5 separate regions of the Homo sapiens genome follow, and all the other regions are linked to region 2. A link is a contact called in ENCODE Hi-C or POLR2A ChIA-PET data. All regions are on one chromosome and are shown on one strand. The core of a region is the stretch at or near the end of the contact, and the rest is flanking DNA. Distances in the headings are between cores, read along the strand shown. Region 1 holds the start of CFAP69 (cilia and flagella associated protein 69). Region 2 holds the start of CLDN12 (claudin 12). Region 3 overlaps CFAP69 (cilia and flagella associated protein 69). Region 4 holds the start of STEAP2-AS1 (STEAP2 antisense RNA 1). Region 5 overlaps STEAP2-AS1 (STEAP2 antisense RNA 1).

Evidence for each region. A loop is a pair of places that touch in the nucleus more often than their neighbours do. ChIA-PET counts read pairs that join two places held with the same protein, here RNA polymerase II (POLR2A). Pooled maps may share reads with other maps.
Region 1: a loop to region 2 is called in a map of natural killer cell, with 9 times the contacts of the local background. The contact joins the promoter of CFAP69 here to the promoter of CLDN12 in region 2. A Hi-C loop is called at or near these places in 16 of 168 maps with a recorded cell type or tissue (B cell, CD4-positive, alpha-beta T cell, CD4-positive, alpha-beta memory T cell and 9 more), 12 of 37 single-sample maps with no recorded cell type and 22 of 50 pooled maps. POLR2A ChIA-PET finds 5 or more read pairs at or near these places in 1 of 52 experiments (WTC11).
Region 3: a map of ascending aorta shows a loop between it and region 2 (2.1-fold over the local background). The contact joins the enhancer-like site here to the promoter of CLDN12 in region 2. A Hi-C loop is called at or near these places in 5 of 168 maps with a recorded cell type or tissue (A673, HepG2, ascending aorta and 2 more), 1 of 37 single-sample maps with no recorded cell type and 5 of 50 pooled maps. POLR2A ChIA-PET finds 5 or more read pairs at or near these places in 1 of 52 experiments (Panc1).
Region 4: a loop to region 2 is called in a map of ascending aorta, with 6 times the contacts of the local background. The contact joins the promoter of STEAP2-AS1 here to the promoter of CLDN12 in region 2. A Hi-C loop is called at or near these places in 4 of 168 maps with a recorded cell type or tissue (A673, ascending aorta, endothelial cell of umbilical vein and 1 more) and 10 of 50 pooled maps. POLR2A ChIA-PET finds 5 or more read pairs at or near these places in 4 of 52 experiments (H1, HepG2, PC-3 and 1 more).
Region 5: a pooled map shows a loop between it and region 2 (7-fold over the local background). The contact joins the enhancer-like site here to the promoter of CLDN12 in region 2. A Hi-C loop is called at or near these places in 2 of 168 maps with a recorded cell type or tissue (endothelial cell of umbilical vein and lower leg skin), 5 of 37 single-sample maps with no recorded cell type and 9 of 50 pooled maps.

The regions. Positions count from the first base shown.
Region 1 is chr7:90,243,754-90,246,453 of GRCh38, reverse strand. It overlaps CFAP69 (cilia and flagella associated protein 69), which reads right to left and starts at 1,280. Exons shown (of 23, transcript NM_001039706.3): 1 at 910-1,280. The coding sequence starts at 1,029. It overlaps LOC107986819 (a long non-coding RNA gene), which reads left to right and starts at 1,323. Exons shown (of 2, transcript XR_007060423.1): 1 at 1,323-1,377; 2 at 2,375-2,700. RefSeq lists an enhancer at 1-415.
Region 2 is chr7:90,402,169-90,404,868 of GRCh38, reverse strand. CLDN12 (claudin 12) reads right to left here and starts at 1,408. Exons shown (of 4, transcript NM_001185072.3): 1 at 1,320-1,408. RefSeq lists an enhancer at 703-1,228.
Region 3 is chr7:90,265,505-90,268,204 of GRCh38, reverse strand. All of the region lies in intron 5 of CFAP69 (cilia and flagella associated protein 69), which reads right to left. Among named protein-coding and RNA genes, the nearest start is that of CFAP69, 22 kb to the right of the region's middle. Within about 2 kb of position 1,250, at least 2 of the 41 ENCODE cell types and tissues checked have a DNase peak (open chromatin) inside an H3K27ac peak, as active enhancers do; they include ascending aorta, where a contact is called at or near this core.
Region 4 is chr7:90,210,207-90,212,906 of GRCh38, reverse strand. STEAP2-AS1 (STEAP2 antisense RNA 1) reads left to right here and starts at 1,272. Exons shown (of 3, transcript NR_110029.2): 1 at 1,272-1,607. STEAP2 (STEAP2 metalloreductase) reads right to left here and starts at 1,167. Exons shown (of 6, transcript NM_001244944.2): 1 at 862-1,167. RefSeq lists a silencer at 1,005-1,064.
Region 5 is chr7:90,179,057-90,181,756 of GRCh38, reverse strand. All of the region lies in intron 2 of STEAP2-AS1 (STEAP2 antisense RNA 1), which reads left to right. Among named protein-coding and RNA genes, the nearest start is that of STEAP1, 26 kb to the right of the region's middle. RefSeq lists an enhancer at 1,024-1,525. Within about 2 kb of position 1,341, at least 9 of the 41 ENCODE cell types and tissues checked have a DNase peak (open chromatin) inside an H3K27ac peak, as active enhancers do; they include endothelial cell of umbilical vein, where a contact is called at or near this core.

The DNA of each region.
Region 1 (2,700 bases), core at 31-2,530, 160 kb after region 2:
GTGAACGCAAGAGACAGGGTTCCTGACGCAGCCTGAGATTTGAGAAGCCTCAACAGGAATTCCCACAGTGGCCCCACACCATTAGTGTGAGGCAGGACAGGGTTCCTCCAGGAATTCGCGGCTTTTAAGGCACGATCAGGGCTCTCTGGGGGATCAATGGAATCCTAGTAGGAAACAAACAACTTGGGGTTTCTAAACACCTCCGCCTCGAATAGAGATCCAAGGGCCTCAAATGGAATTTCTCAACAGATCAACTTCCAAGAGTGAATTTTGTATTCATAACAAAAGCAAACCCAAAACCAAATACAGTACAAGCATAATAAAACAAATCAACTCTATTCTCTCCCGGTTCTCTCCGACCCAACGTGTAACAACCAGCTTCCAATTTCATATTTTAAAAATGCTTAATTTCTAATTTAACAGCGTTTTCCTCCCCTCTGGGTGCAGGCTTTAGTCGCAGCAAATTTAAGCATGGGAAAATTTACATCTATATCAAGAACATCACTCGGTAACAGGGATCTACGTATTAAAAAGTTCAGTTCAAACTGATCAGGTCATCAAATCAAGATTTTGCTAAGAATGATTCCTTTCCTCCCTGTAGCTCTATGACCACTTTTCGAAGAAGCGCGGCAAAACCCCGCCTACTCAGTTTGCTAGGACCCTCCAGGAGGACCACACAGCGCTGGTCCCCAGACAGGATGGTTGACAACAGCCAGCCCCTCGCAACCGGTGCAGTTCGCAGGGGGTGGGGGATCAGGATTAGCTCTGCGCTTGGAATCTCCATCCCGCGGCTTCCCCCATCTTCACTCCTGTCCCCAGTTCCACCCTTGCCACCCCCAGGTCTGGACCCCGTCTCGAGACTTCACTCCCACCCCCTCCACCTCTGAAAGCACAGACACCTGCTCATACCTGCGCCTCATCGTCCTCCGTCACCACCCCAACCACCGGGATTTGACTGGAACTGCTAGACTTGTTCCTGATGCCGGATTCCTGGGCCTCGGCGGTCGCCCCGGCTTCCTCTGTCCACATGGCCGGTGGCGGCGGGGTGGAGAGTGGGGGGATCTTCCTGTCCTACAGTGCGCCCGCAGCCGCTGGGCCCAAAGAGGCCCCGCCACCGAGAAGGGAAGGCAGCCTGAGAGTCGCTAGAGTCGCGAAAGGTCCCAAAATTCCGCCAGGGGCCTAGGCCACCGCCATACAGTCCGCTTAGCGCCGCTGCCGCCCCCCAGTTGACCCAGACCTCTGATCCCGGGCCGGTTGTTAACACAAGCCAGCGCGTTGCTAGGGGGCGGGGCCAGAGGCTACGGAAAGCCGGAGAGCCAAACCACCCCAAAGCCTAATTGCACTCCGCGCCCGGCAGGGCGAGTTTGCAGGCTTGCGGTAAGGAGCCTGCAGGATGCACCTCGGTAGGTAGCGGGGAGTGGTGCCTTAGGCTCCCGGTGTGTTTCGGTCTTCATAGTCTTGCTTCAAACAGGCATGAGTGGGTGGAGGGGTGAGGGATGTCTATGGGATACGTTAGGCGTGATACGATGGACGGATAGTGTTGAAAGCGTTTCTCTCACCCCAGGGAAGTGACCAGTCTCGCTTACATTCCCCAGCTTTTATCTGTACTTTAGTGGCCCAACTGGACAGTTAAATAAACAAACATAAAAGGTATTGTACAGAATGTTAAAAGGCTTTTGAGTCAGTTTATTGAATCTAGAGCGAGTTATCCCTTGAAGTCTCACTTTTCTCATCTGTAAAATAGGACTGTTGTGAGGATTGAATGAGATGACAGTGTTTGTTAAGTGGTGCTTGGCACAGCATCCCGTATGGTCAAGATTATCATTATCTTTATTACTGTTTGAGAACTAAAAATTAAATCCTAAGCCCCACAACCGACTGAACGGACCCCCTTTTGGCCAAGAGGACCCCCGATAAACCTTAAAAGCTGAATTCCTCGCCCTGACGGGACGGAAGGACGGACACGCCTCGCTATACCCCCCTACCTCCTCCCTTTTCACGTCCCCCTCACCCCTGGTTTTTTGAGACAGGGTCTCACTGTGTCCCCCAGGCTGGAGTGCAGTGGCAGGATCGTAGCTCTGCAACCTCCAACCTCTGGCTCAAACGATCCTCCCGCTTCAGCCTCGGGAATAGCTGGGAGTACAGGTGCACATGCCACCAAGCTCGGCTCCCCCTCCCTTTGAGGGCTTAGACTCAACAACTGACCAGCATTAATGTTAAAATGGAGATCAGAAGGCTAACAGAATGGACTCTGTGGCAATAACAAATTATAAGCAAGACCTAAGGCCATGCCAGGCAAGAGTTAAGTCACTCACACCTACACTTAAAGAATAACCTTTGTTTTAACTGCTGCAATGTTTTTATTTTTCTCTAGCTGTTAAATAAGAACTGCCCTCGACATAAGCAATATTGAAATAATTGCAGCTCATCCATGGCCAGATGTTGACTAACAAGACCCTCCTGTTCCACAAGTCATAACTGCAGGTTTGATTGGACAAGGGACCGATTCAGTAACTTTCCCCTGATAAAAGACCACCCACTATGGACTGGTTCTGGCAGGTTTACAGAGACTGAGCACTAGTACATTCATGTCTCTGCTTCTCCTTTTGATGTATAGGGACTGTAATGCATTTAAATGTTAAGTTTCCACTCCACAGTGAGCATGGGATGCATGTCACATGCATGTTTATTCAGCACCCC
Region 2 (2,700 bases), core at 159-2,658:
ATTCATGCATTATATATGAGAAATATATAGAATATAGAAAAATACGTAGAAATAGAAGAAAAAAATTAACTCATCTTGTGACTTGAGAATATAGGAGAAATGAGGATGAAAAACACTTTGCTGTCTTGGGAATATATGATTGATATTTAATGAATGTTTTAGATCATTTTCATGACTACGGTGAAAGGATAAGGAAGGTGGTGAAAGACTGTGCAGTTGTCTTGGAAGTAAAAGAAATTTTCTTTTACATTTTTAAAAAAGGACACTGACAACAAGACCAGACAAAGTTGATCTGAATTCTGCATCCTGAAATTTGCAACCAGAATGCTTAAAAAAAAAATAGTTCCACCAATGGCTCAACCTGATACTTAAAGATGCTTCTATATATCTACTTTAAACATTAGCCACTTCCTCTTCAAATACCATTTATCTCAAACAGGTAGGATGAGAATGGAAACTCATTATTATGTGCGCCTGAGAGTTTCCTGGATTGAGGCGTTCATCACTAGCCCTATTACGATCATTATGTAGAATGCTCTCTGCAACTGGCTGCTCGGAGATTTCAGTCAAGTCCCCCCCAACCCCTCCCCCGCCCCAAATGTGTTTCTTGGGTTGGTATCAATCATAATTGCACACTCCAAAGTCAGAGGAAATCGTTTTACAATTAATAACGCACAATAGAATCCTTGAGCAATCATTTTAAGTGAGGTCACCAAGTCTGACCTTTCCCTAACGTGGCTATGGGCCCCTTACAAGGCCGGGTGCACAGAACTTACAGGAAAGCAAACCAAGCTTCCAGAGCAATCCGCATCCCCCTCCGCCCCCCTCCTCCCCCCTCCGCCTCCTCTCCTCCTCCCTCTTTTCGAAGAGCCCTGTGTGTGGTAGACCCAGACCTGGCAGAAGGAAGAAAACGCCCTACTAGTTAGAGCCAATGGAGAGAGACCGCAACAGTGACTGTTAACGCTCTCAGAGCTAGCCCATCCCTGCAACACTGAGTGGGTTTGAACCGCAAGCAGGTCATCATTACGCAACCAGCATCAGCTGGTTATTCAAAAATAGCAGCTTGGGCTCCCCCACAAACCCGCGCCAGCAAAGCTCCCAGTCCTTGGCGGCTCCGGCAACACACCTCGACATTTCCATACTCCTGTGTACAAAATAATTTTTTAAAGCCTTACCAAATACCTACTCAATTTTCACATCCACAGATGTGGTCAGCGTTTTCCAACGCTCCTGATTCTCCTGGATTTAGCCATTTTACATAAAATCCTCAGTTACTTATGCAAAAGACCCAGAAATCGGAACATCTTGACCACACCTACCTGCTTCTCACACGCAGGGCATTTTACTCGCCCACACTGAGGAGCCTCTTGGAGCGTCTCCCTCTCAGCGTCCCAGGAAGTGCGTTCCCAGCGAGGTACACCGGAGGCTTCTGGGAGCGCAGTCAGGTTTTCCCGTGGCCCTGAACGGCAATGCCCTGGATGGCTGGGACTACAATTCCCAGAATCCACTGGGCCGCCAGCCGCAGGCAACATCCTGCGACCACCTCCTGCCCTTCCCTTTCTCTGCCTCCACCTCCCCGGATTTCTCTTGCACCTTATGTTCCGTCTAGAATTGGGTTATCGGTTAAAGAAAAAAAAAAGGCAAAACGAAACAAAACTAAAAGTAGTTTTGAGTTGGATACCTAAGTACCCAGGTGACTTGAAGGTGACTTGCCCGTAGGAAGGTTAGCAAAAATTCTTAAATCTGGATTTTTTTTCCCCTCAAAGTGTTTATCTAGGCAAAAAGTAGAAAAAGAGCTCAAAGTCTAGAACCAAACAGCCCAGATTTGTATGGGGCTTTGCTGTGTATTGATTGGGTGGCCCTGGGAAAGTTATCTCTACATCTGGAGGTTATCTGGAAAAATGGGGATAAGATCACCCACATCATACTGTTGTCTTGAAAACTGAGGGACCTAATATAGCTAAAGTACAGTATAGCTAGCTATTAGATATTTGAACTAATTTTACTCTCCCACACAATTTCTACTGTCCTGTCCCTTTCTCTGTTGGCTTCTCTCCAATGTGAAGTCCTGCATTAGTGAATGAATATCTGAATTAAACTAAAAGATTCCAAAGTCCTAAATAGCAATGATCTGATTTTTTAAAAAATAAAGGATGCTGAAGTGTTGTGATGCCTACTACTTCGAAATGATCACACATACACACACACATACACACACACAAATGGATATAAAGTGTGGCAAAGTGTATAATTGTTGGATTCATGAAGAATATGTTTGTGGGTGTCTCTTGTACTATTCTTTCAAATTCTCTGTATCTTAGAAATTTTTCAAAATAAAAAGAAGAAAAAGTATCATAGTTTATACAAAAGGATGGCACCCATCCCAAGTAAGTATAACCTTGGCAAGTAAGGTAACCCCTTTGTGCCTCAAGGTCTCATCTGTAACAGTATATCTACATCAGAAAATTGTGATGAGGATTAAATGAATTACTACAGAGACAGTTACAACAGTATCTGACGCATAATAAGGACTATATGTTTGCTATTAGCATTTTCCATTTTGCGTTGCTCTAGTAACAATGAGACTATTTGTCAGAGACTTTTTAAAAAGGGAGGGTAGAGAGGCTACTATCAGTCCACTGCTACCTCCTTCTTATGTGTGATACTGCTTTAGAGGATGGATAAGGTTATCTAAGGCCA
Region 3 (2,700 bases), core at 1-2,500, 140 kb after region 2:
ATGATGATTATTAAAAATATTCTCAGAGATTCAAACTGGATCATGTTCAATTTATATGCATATTTTTATACATATGCTCACACACATACATACATATAAACAGTACCCTGAATCCATCCTTATACATTTGGCCCCTCAATCAATTCAGCCTCTCCTTTCTAGGGAAGAAAGAATGATGATTATTAATACAAATGCTAGAACCAGACTGTCTAAGGTTAAATCCTGGCTATGCCATTTACTACCCATGTAAACTTGTGTTTTACTTTTCTCATCTATTAAGCAGGTATAACAATAGTTACCACATTTAAGATTGTTGTGAGGATTAAATTAGCTAATATGAGAAAAGGGCTGAGAAAAGCATCTAGCATGTTGTAAGTTCTACATGTGTTAGATACTATTATTATTTTGACAAGATATGGGTTAGCATTTTTCTCCCTAACTAGAGGGTCAGTAATTTTTTGCCTTTACTAATGCATTCTTTGCTTAGAGAAGTTCCAGGTGAACTTTGCTCTTCAGTTTGTTGGCAGACTGGAAGAGAGTGAGTTTTTAAGCAGCTGCCCCACATGCAAGGGTAATAGTTTTATGTTCAAGCTGTCTGCATGGGGTTGGCGAATAGGAAGGTTCGTTTTCAGTCATATCTAAACTACAATTAAATTGGCTTCAGCCTGTATTTCAAACTGGATTGCATCTACTCTGTTGAAGTCCTATAAACATGATCCCCAAGGGTATCTGAAAATGATCTGTGGGACTCTGGAAATGATCCAGGTTCTCTGAATGCCCAAGGACAGCGGTAGTCAGTAATATCGACCTTAGAACTAAACTAGAACTGGTTGGACTCTCTGAGAGTAAAAGAATAATTAGGAATTCCTCTTTTGCATTAGCCCTTGCAAGACGCTCATCTCTGGAGGTGGTCAGCAAGTGGGGTGGCAAGTGGAAAGAAGGAGGAAGCACAAAGGAAAGCCTGACCCTAGCTTCAGGAGAATCTCTGCAAAAGATATCACTTAAAAGACAGTTTTAAGATTATTCTAACTCTAAATTTTATTTATTTTTCGGACTGTTCTTTTGGAGTTGCAAAATCACTACTTAGGTTTTAAAACATATTAGGCAACAAGAACAACTAAGCTTTTCCAACAAGACTATCCAAATATGCAGGCTTATGGGAAATTCTAGGGTCTTTCGTCTGCTTTTCCACTGTTTTAGTTCCTGTAAATTTAGATAATTTATCATAGCTTCCTGTTTCATAATCCCAGGGCAGAGTACCAACTTCTTCCCCCATCCATTTCCAGAATCTTGCCTCTGAGTCAGAAATATCTATGTATCATTTGGAAGAAAATGTAATATAACTTATTAGTACGTAGTAGAAACTGGAAGTTCTAACTAAAATCATGAAGAGTTTTTGTTCAACATTTCATCTTATATACAATTATTTTAGTTTAAATTAATGTTTCCAGCCATTAAAAAAACCAAGAAACAGAAGAGCAGTACTCGCAGTCAGTAATCAGCGAAGGAAGCTCATTTAAAGTTAAGAGTTCATACTGTTGTCATATGAGATAGTAACATGTTCTGCAGGCAGGGTACCAGTCATTAAGCAAAGAATAAGTTGACACTCAGTAAAAAGTGAGCCATGTATTTATAATACAAGTGACTGTCAACACTCTTGGAAGCAATATTTAAAAATAATGGCAACAGGGGTATTTTAAAAAATAATGTTACCAACAAAAACTACACTTTTTATCTGTTAATACTACCATGTCCTCTTTTGGGTTGGCTTCTCATTGTAAATTTCTGCTGATGATAGAGATTCACATAATTAAAAATTCCCATATTTCTGAACCTGCCTGCTTCCTAAGGTGTTTTTCTTTAAATTGCCCCCTTCATGTTTAACCTAATCTCAACAACACCTTCACCTACTCTAGGATATAGAGTAGGTGAACCCTAGGTAGTTTTCCCAAAGTAACTAAAAACTATAAAACCTACTGAGATATAAAAGGGTTAGTGTCTATGTTAAAAATAAAAATCCTTTTTTTCTTCATTCCAGTTGAATCTCTAACATCTTTCTATATGGAGTATAATGCTGGGAACATCATTATTCCGTAAATATTTTTAAAAATGCACTGGATCAATTGTGTATCTTTTATTCCTCCTGTACAAATAAAGACCTAAACTAGTAAGTATAGATTTAATGTAGGATTTGTTTTGGGAACATGCCATCATGTCCCAGGAGCTGACTCAAAGAGCCAGTGTTTCCCTGATCTAGTTTCCTAGGAAATTGTTTTCTTTCTCTAGAAAATCAAGTGATAACCCATACATAAGTGCCTACCCTTTTATGATATTTTTCATATTTTTGTGTACAAAATATAGGCATCTGCATCTTTATGTGCATTATGCTGAAGTTCTTAATATGCTATTTTATGATTTGATTTAAAATTTTAGATCATTTAATGAATAATTCTATGATTGCAGCAATTCAATATTAGAGTTCAAAGTTGAAATGTTTTTGTGATTATTTAAAAAGGGTATGTACACTTTCTGATTTACAAAAATAGTTAACAAACACTTCATTAAACTAAATAATAATTCATCAAACTACATTATCAGCCTGTCCTTGTACTTAGAAGATGGACTTTTATTGGTATCACGAAACAACCTGAACAGAATACAATACCAGAATTATCACCAAGCACACTGTGATTAATTCAC
Region 4 (2,700 bases), core at 23-2,522, 190 kb after region 2:
TTTAGAAAACAAAAAGGGTTCCAAGCAGCGGGGCTGTTAAAAGGACCAGAATCTAAGTCAGGAGGTTGGGGGTGGGGGTGGGGGTGGGGCAGGAGTCTGAATTCTTTTTCTCCTATACTGATGAGCGATAATTAACTATGGCCTGGACTGTCTTTCCATCTAAAAAACTAACTGCCCGAGGAGTAAAAACTGACACCAATCCTTCTCCACGGGGTGGGAGAGATAATAAATGGAAATCTTCCAACAAAAATGCTCTTTATCTCTCTGCTCTATTTTAAGAGCAAGATTTTTAGGGCATAATTTTCAACAAGTTTTGGCTGAGGCTGAACACAGGGTTCAAAGATAATTTAGGACAGTCAAAGAAGAGGCCAATTACTTTCTAACAGAAATGGCCTAAACACCACGATTACATTACTGGGAAATAAACCAAATGACTGCTAGAAATACCTGTTCGCAAAGCAGCACTGCATGATCTTCCATGAAATGCCCTGCATCAACCCAAAGTAGCAGGGAGACTATCAAGGGGGCGAAAGTAACCTGCCTGTCCTTTCCTGCTGGGACACATCCTACCTGGGACAATGTCTCCTTGCCTTCTTTCTCCTGGGCCCAACCTCAGGACTTGCCCTTAGCTCTAGGAACCAAGAGGAGGAGGAGGGGGAATCAGTGGAACAGACACCCTTCTCCACCCTTCTCACTTTCCACCTTAAGGTGCCAGGAGATGAGGGACCCCGCAGCTCAGGGCGGACGCCCGGTGAGGGCGCAGAATCGGGGAGGATGGATGCAGCGCGTGGCGCAGACTGCATCTTGACCCTCAACTCCGCCGCCGCTACCTTCTTTCGCGCTCCTCCCCGACCCGCTCACCTCCGCGCCCCCCGCGCCCTCCACGCCGGGCAGGGGCGAGCCTTGCAGCTCCCCGGGAGCGGCGCCGACTCCCCAAGGGCCCACCCGGGGGCCAGGGCCTACGGACTGCACCTCCGACTGGCGGTTGCAGGGTGGCTGCCGCGGCGGTCGCACTCCAGCTGCTTCCCCGCCTACCCAAGCTGGATCGCGAACAGCCAGGGGAGAAGGAAGGAGGGAGGCGCGCGGAGGCCGGCTTGGCAGCGACGCGCCGCTAGGGGCTGCGTGCCCGGACAGCTCGTGGCGCCGAGGGCCCGAGGAACGCTGACTGGAGTCGGGAAGAGCCGTGGAGCGCGGGGAGGAGTCGGGGAGCTCGGAGGGGGCGGGGGTGTGTGAAGGGAGCCGGGCTGTGTGGAGGGAGCTGGGAAGGGCCCAGAGCACCGAGGGGGAGCCAGCAGTGAGTGCACTGGGGAGCTCCACACACGCGGCTCCGCAGCTTTGCGCGCCCTTCTACCGCGAGCGGCTGAGTATCCGCCTGGCTCCCCTGCGGGGTTCCTCCGTGGTCTTCCGGAGATTCTTTCTGAAGCAGCTTTAGAATAGTCAAGCCTATTTTTCTACTCCATTTCTTTTTGTAATGTGGGGTCACCTTTCCGCTCTAGAAATTGCTTTTCTTACGCGATTCCCACCCCAACTCTCGCCAAGGGCCCTGGTTCTCATCTCCCCAGTCTTAGCTTCTGACAAGCCTCCAAGAAACTGCGCTTTTTTCTTTTGTAAGTGTTCTTTTGCCTCATGTTTACCCTATCCCAAACGTCTTTTGACTAGACTGTGTCCTTGGAATAAAATGTTCGGAAATGCCCTTTCATGAAAACTCCCTCGGATAGGAGGACCCTCACAGACCCTGGACTGCAGAGATTATTCTGTTGACTTTGACCTTCACTCTAGCTGGTGCCGCGCGAGCTTTGGTGTGGGGGAAAGGAAGGTTAGGCCGTGAGTCAGGAGACCTGTGTTCCTGCGAAAGCCATTTACCTTCTGGGGCCGCAATGGCTTTGAATGTTTCAGGGGATCCCCTGAGAGCACCTTTGGCTCTGGGTTTCTGTAAATTTTCTCCCTGCGGATTACCAAGTAAAAGTACCTTTTATCTTTTGTGTAGAAGGTGTCAGTAGAAGAAGCAAGAGATCTTTATTCCCAAATATAAAATCAACTTACCAAAAATTCTCAAATTTGGGGAAATTTTTTTCATACATTAGTAAAGTACCATTTCAACAAATTAAGTTTAAAAATTATCCCTCTAGGTGGTTTATTAACCAGACCAAAAAAACCCAACAACAACAACAACGAGAGGGGGGTCTTAGATCGATCACTGGGGCACTGCACTTTCCCCTTTGTAGTCCATACACAGATTAACCTTTGTAAATGCTGCTTTGGAAATACATCCTTTGTTTGACTTGAAATGTAACCCCTCCCCTACCGCCAAATATTATTAAGGTTTAAAGTTTAGGCAGAAGCTAAGGTTTTAACGATGTGTCAGGGTGTGGAACCATCGACAGCTGGTAGAATACTTTCCATTTTGGTTACTGGAAACAAGTCATTAAATCTAATATCAATTTTAATAATTTCACTTCAACAAAACTGTCAAATAATGAGATTCGTGGAGTTTTTTCTAGTAGTTCCTCTGGAGAACTTGTGGAGAAAATTCATGAATCTTAGCAGTTAACGGAAAGTATATTGCTTTTCCATATATTTTAAAAAACTATAGAATTATATAACTTCCCCACGGGGATATTAAAAGAAATTGCACTTTCTAACTTCTATAACCATAAATTATCATGTAAAACATGTAGGTAAGCCATATATTTTAAATAT
Region 5 (2,700 bases), core at 92-2,591, 220 kb after region 2:
GTAAAGTAACACATGAGACTGAGTAATTTATAAAAAAAGAGGATTAAGTGGCTCATGGTTCTTCAGGTTTTACAGGAAGCATGGTGCTGGCATTTGCTCAGCTTCTAGAGATCTGCTCCCATGTTCCAAACACCTCCCACAAGGTCCTACTTCCAACATTGGAGATTATATTTCAGCATGAGATTTGGGCAGGGACAAATATCCAAACTATATTCCCAGCATGGTGGGCAGGCTGGAACTAGGATTGGAGGCTTATGGTCACACTCAACTTTCAACTTTGCAAATTATTTCAGTTTCATTCTTACTCGATTCTATGCTGGGTAAAATTGGCCATCTCACAAAATGCTCAGAAAAACAAAAGGTGCTCTGGCAATGACAAACCCATGTGTCCTCCTTCCACTAGAAATGATTTTATGCCCTATAAATATCTTTCTCTATATTATCCAATATCCTTTAATTCCCTTTTTCCTCAATTTTCTTTCCTTTTTAAAAATTTATAATCTATTTCTTATTTCTGAAAAAAAACTTTTTCTTTAACATAATCGTGAAGCAAACAAGATACATCATTTGAAAAAACAAAACAGAAATGTAGAACAAGGAAGTTAGGCTAGATAAACACTAAGATTTCCTTTAGCTCATAAACTTAAATAATAAATCTTAGGCATTTTGTATTCAGCATCAATGAACTCCTTGAATAATAATGGAAAATATTTTTAATGATAAAATTATACAAACTATGTTTTTTGATGCTTTTTCATCCAATTGTAAAATTCTAAGAACATTTAAAAGGTATTTATGGGCTTGAAAAAACTGACATTCTTCTCTATTAAGTATCTTATTCATAAGAGGCCAAATCTTGATATTCAATAGAGTTTGTGCAACACAGCAAACAAGGAAGTGGAACAATGCAAAGAAAACAAATTCATCACTCCCCTGCCTCCCTTGCCCCACACCTTGGAGTCACTGAATACTTTTTCTTTGAAGTCTAGAAAAATCTCTTCTTGCATGATTTGATTGGTGCCTTCCCTAGATATTTTGCATTTACTTTCCCTGCATTCAGTTGAATATTTTCATGAAAAATAGAGCCTTGTTCAAAAACATTTGTTTTTGCAACTGTGAAAGATCTAGCAAAAGCACTGGTAATTTTAGTGATTTTCTAAAATCACACAGCAGAGTTTTTGTCATTGGAAATACACTACTGGAAATACAAAGTTTTCTTAAGTCATGTAGGAACATCAAAAGGACCAAGCTGATGCAATATTCACATAACAATTGTTTGATGAAAGCAAGGGAATTTCCAGTCAACCATTTCTAACCACACTTCACCTGGCTAACATTAGGGCTATTTGACTTTTTAATTCTATTTGCATTAAGAAAGGCAAGCCAAGAGAGAATCAAGAGTCAATTTGTTTCATAACTTTCCTTGCATGATGCTGTTCTTTTTCTCTGTTTCTCACTCTAGCTTCCCTCTTGTTGACAGTTCATCTCACATAGGCTGTTTATAATGGAGAAGAAATTATCTTTCAGGATAAAGGCAGAATGCCAAAGTGGGTGGCAAACTTTTGGCAGTATTCTGGGTTTTCTTAAACACAATGCACATTCTTTTTCCTTTATCCCCTTAGAAGCGAAAAATGAAACTCACCAACTTTTATGGAACAAATTTAGTTCAGCCTTCAGCTGACCTAGTGTTCTTTTTTTCTGTAGTTACCTCATGTAGAAGATTCTTGAGCATTCTTGTGTAAGATTATTAAAAAATATATTTTGCTCCTTTTTTTTTGGTATGACTTTGCAGTATACCAGTGTAACTTAACAATAAAATTCCTCTTTTCATGTCACAAGTTTGGTTGCCCTAGTTTAAAATTATATGTTGAATTATGAAAATCAAGCATTTATTTACCAAGGAGAAAAGAGAATTCTACTTTGGAATTGTTTATATAGGCTTAGTGTAATTTCCCACTCATATTTTTTTCCTAACAAGTGGTCTGGAAAGCCATTCCTCCTCTACTAGTGATATTATACAAATGTAAAGAAAATCTGAAATCATTTTTATTTTCACTGACTTCTCATGAATGAATCCCAATTTCTGTATTATTTGCTGAAAAGAATGAAAAGATTGATTTTGTCAAAATGCACTACTGTGAGGAAAGAAACGTGGTTTGCGATTGAATAATAGAGTAAAATACTGGCCTATATTAAAATAGTTGGCCTTAAAGAAAATTCGGAGAGACTAGATTTGGATTGTACATATAAAAACAATATGTTATTTCTCTAGCCTATGTAATATAGATTTAGAAAACTAGTTAAGTATAGAAAGCTTAGGCAATAATGGGCTATTTTGTAGTTGCATTTCAAGTTTTTGAAACAATTTTCATTAAGTTTCACATTAGATTTGCTTTTTGTTAAGTTAAAAAATAAATCTCTAAAAGGAAGAAATGGTGGCTGTTCACTCAAAAGCATATCTCACTATCTTGACTAGTCCATGGGATTTTAATAGTTATTCTGGAAATACTTTTGAAGAGGAACTATCAATGAAGTTTTGCTTAATTGTTAGGGCTGGGTATCTAAAAACTGAAGTGAAACCCAGAGATGGGTCAGGAAGTCGTAGTGGTGACTAACAGAGGTGACTAATGGAGGTGTCAGATTGTTCATGGCCTTCTGTGCCACCAGAAAGAATTTTGCCATAAAGTATTTATGAGCAGT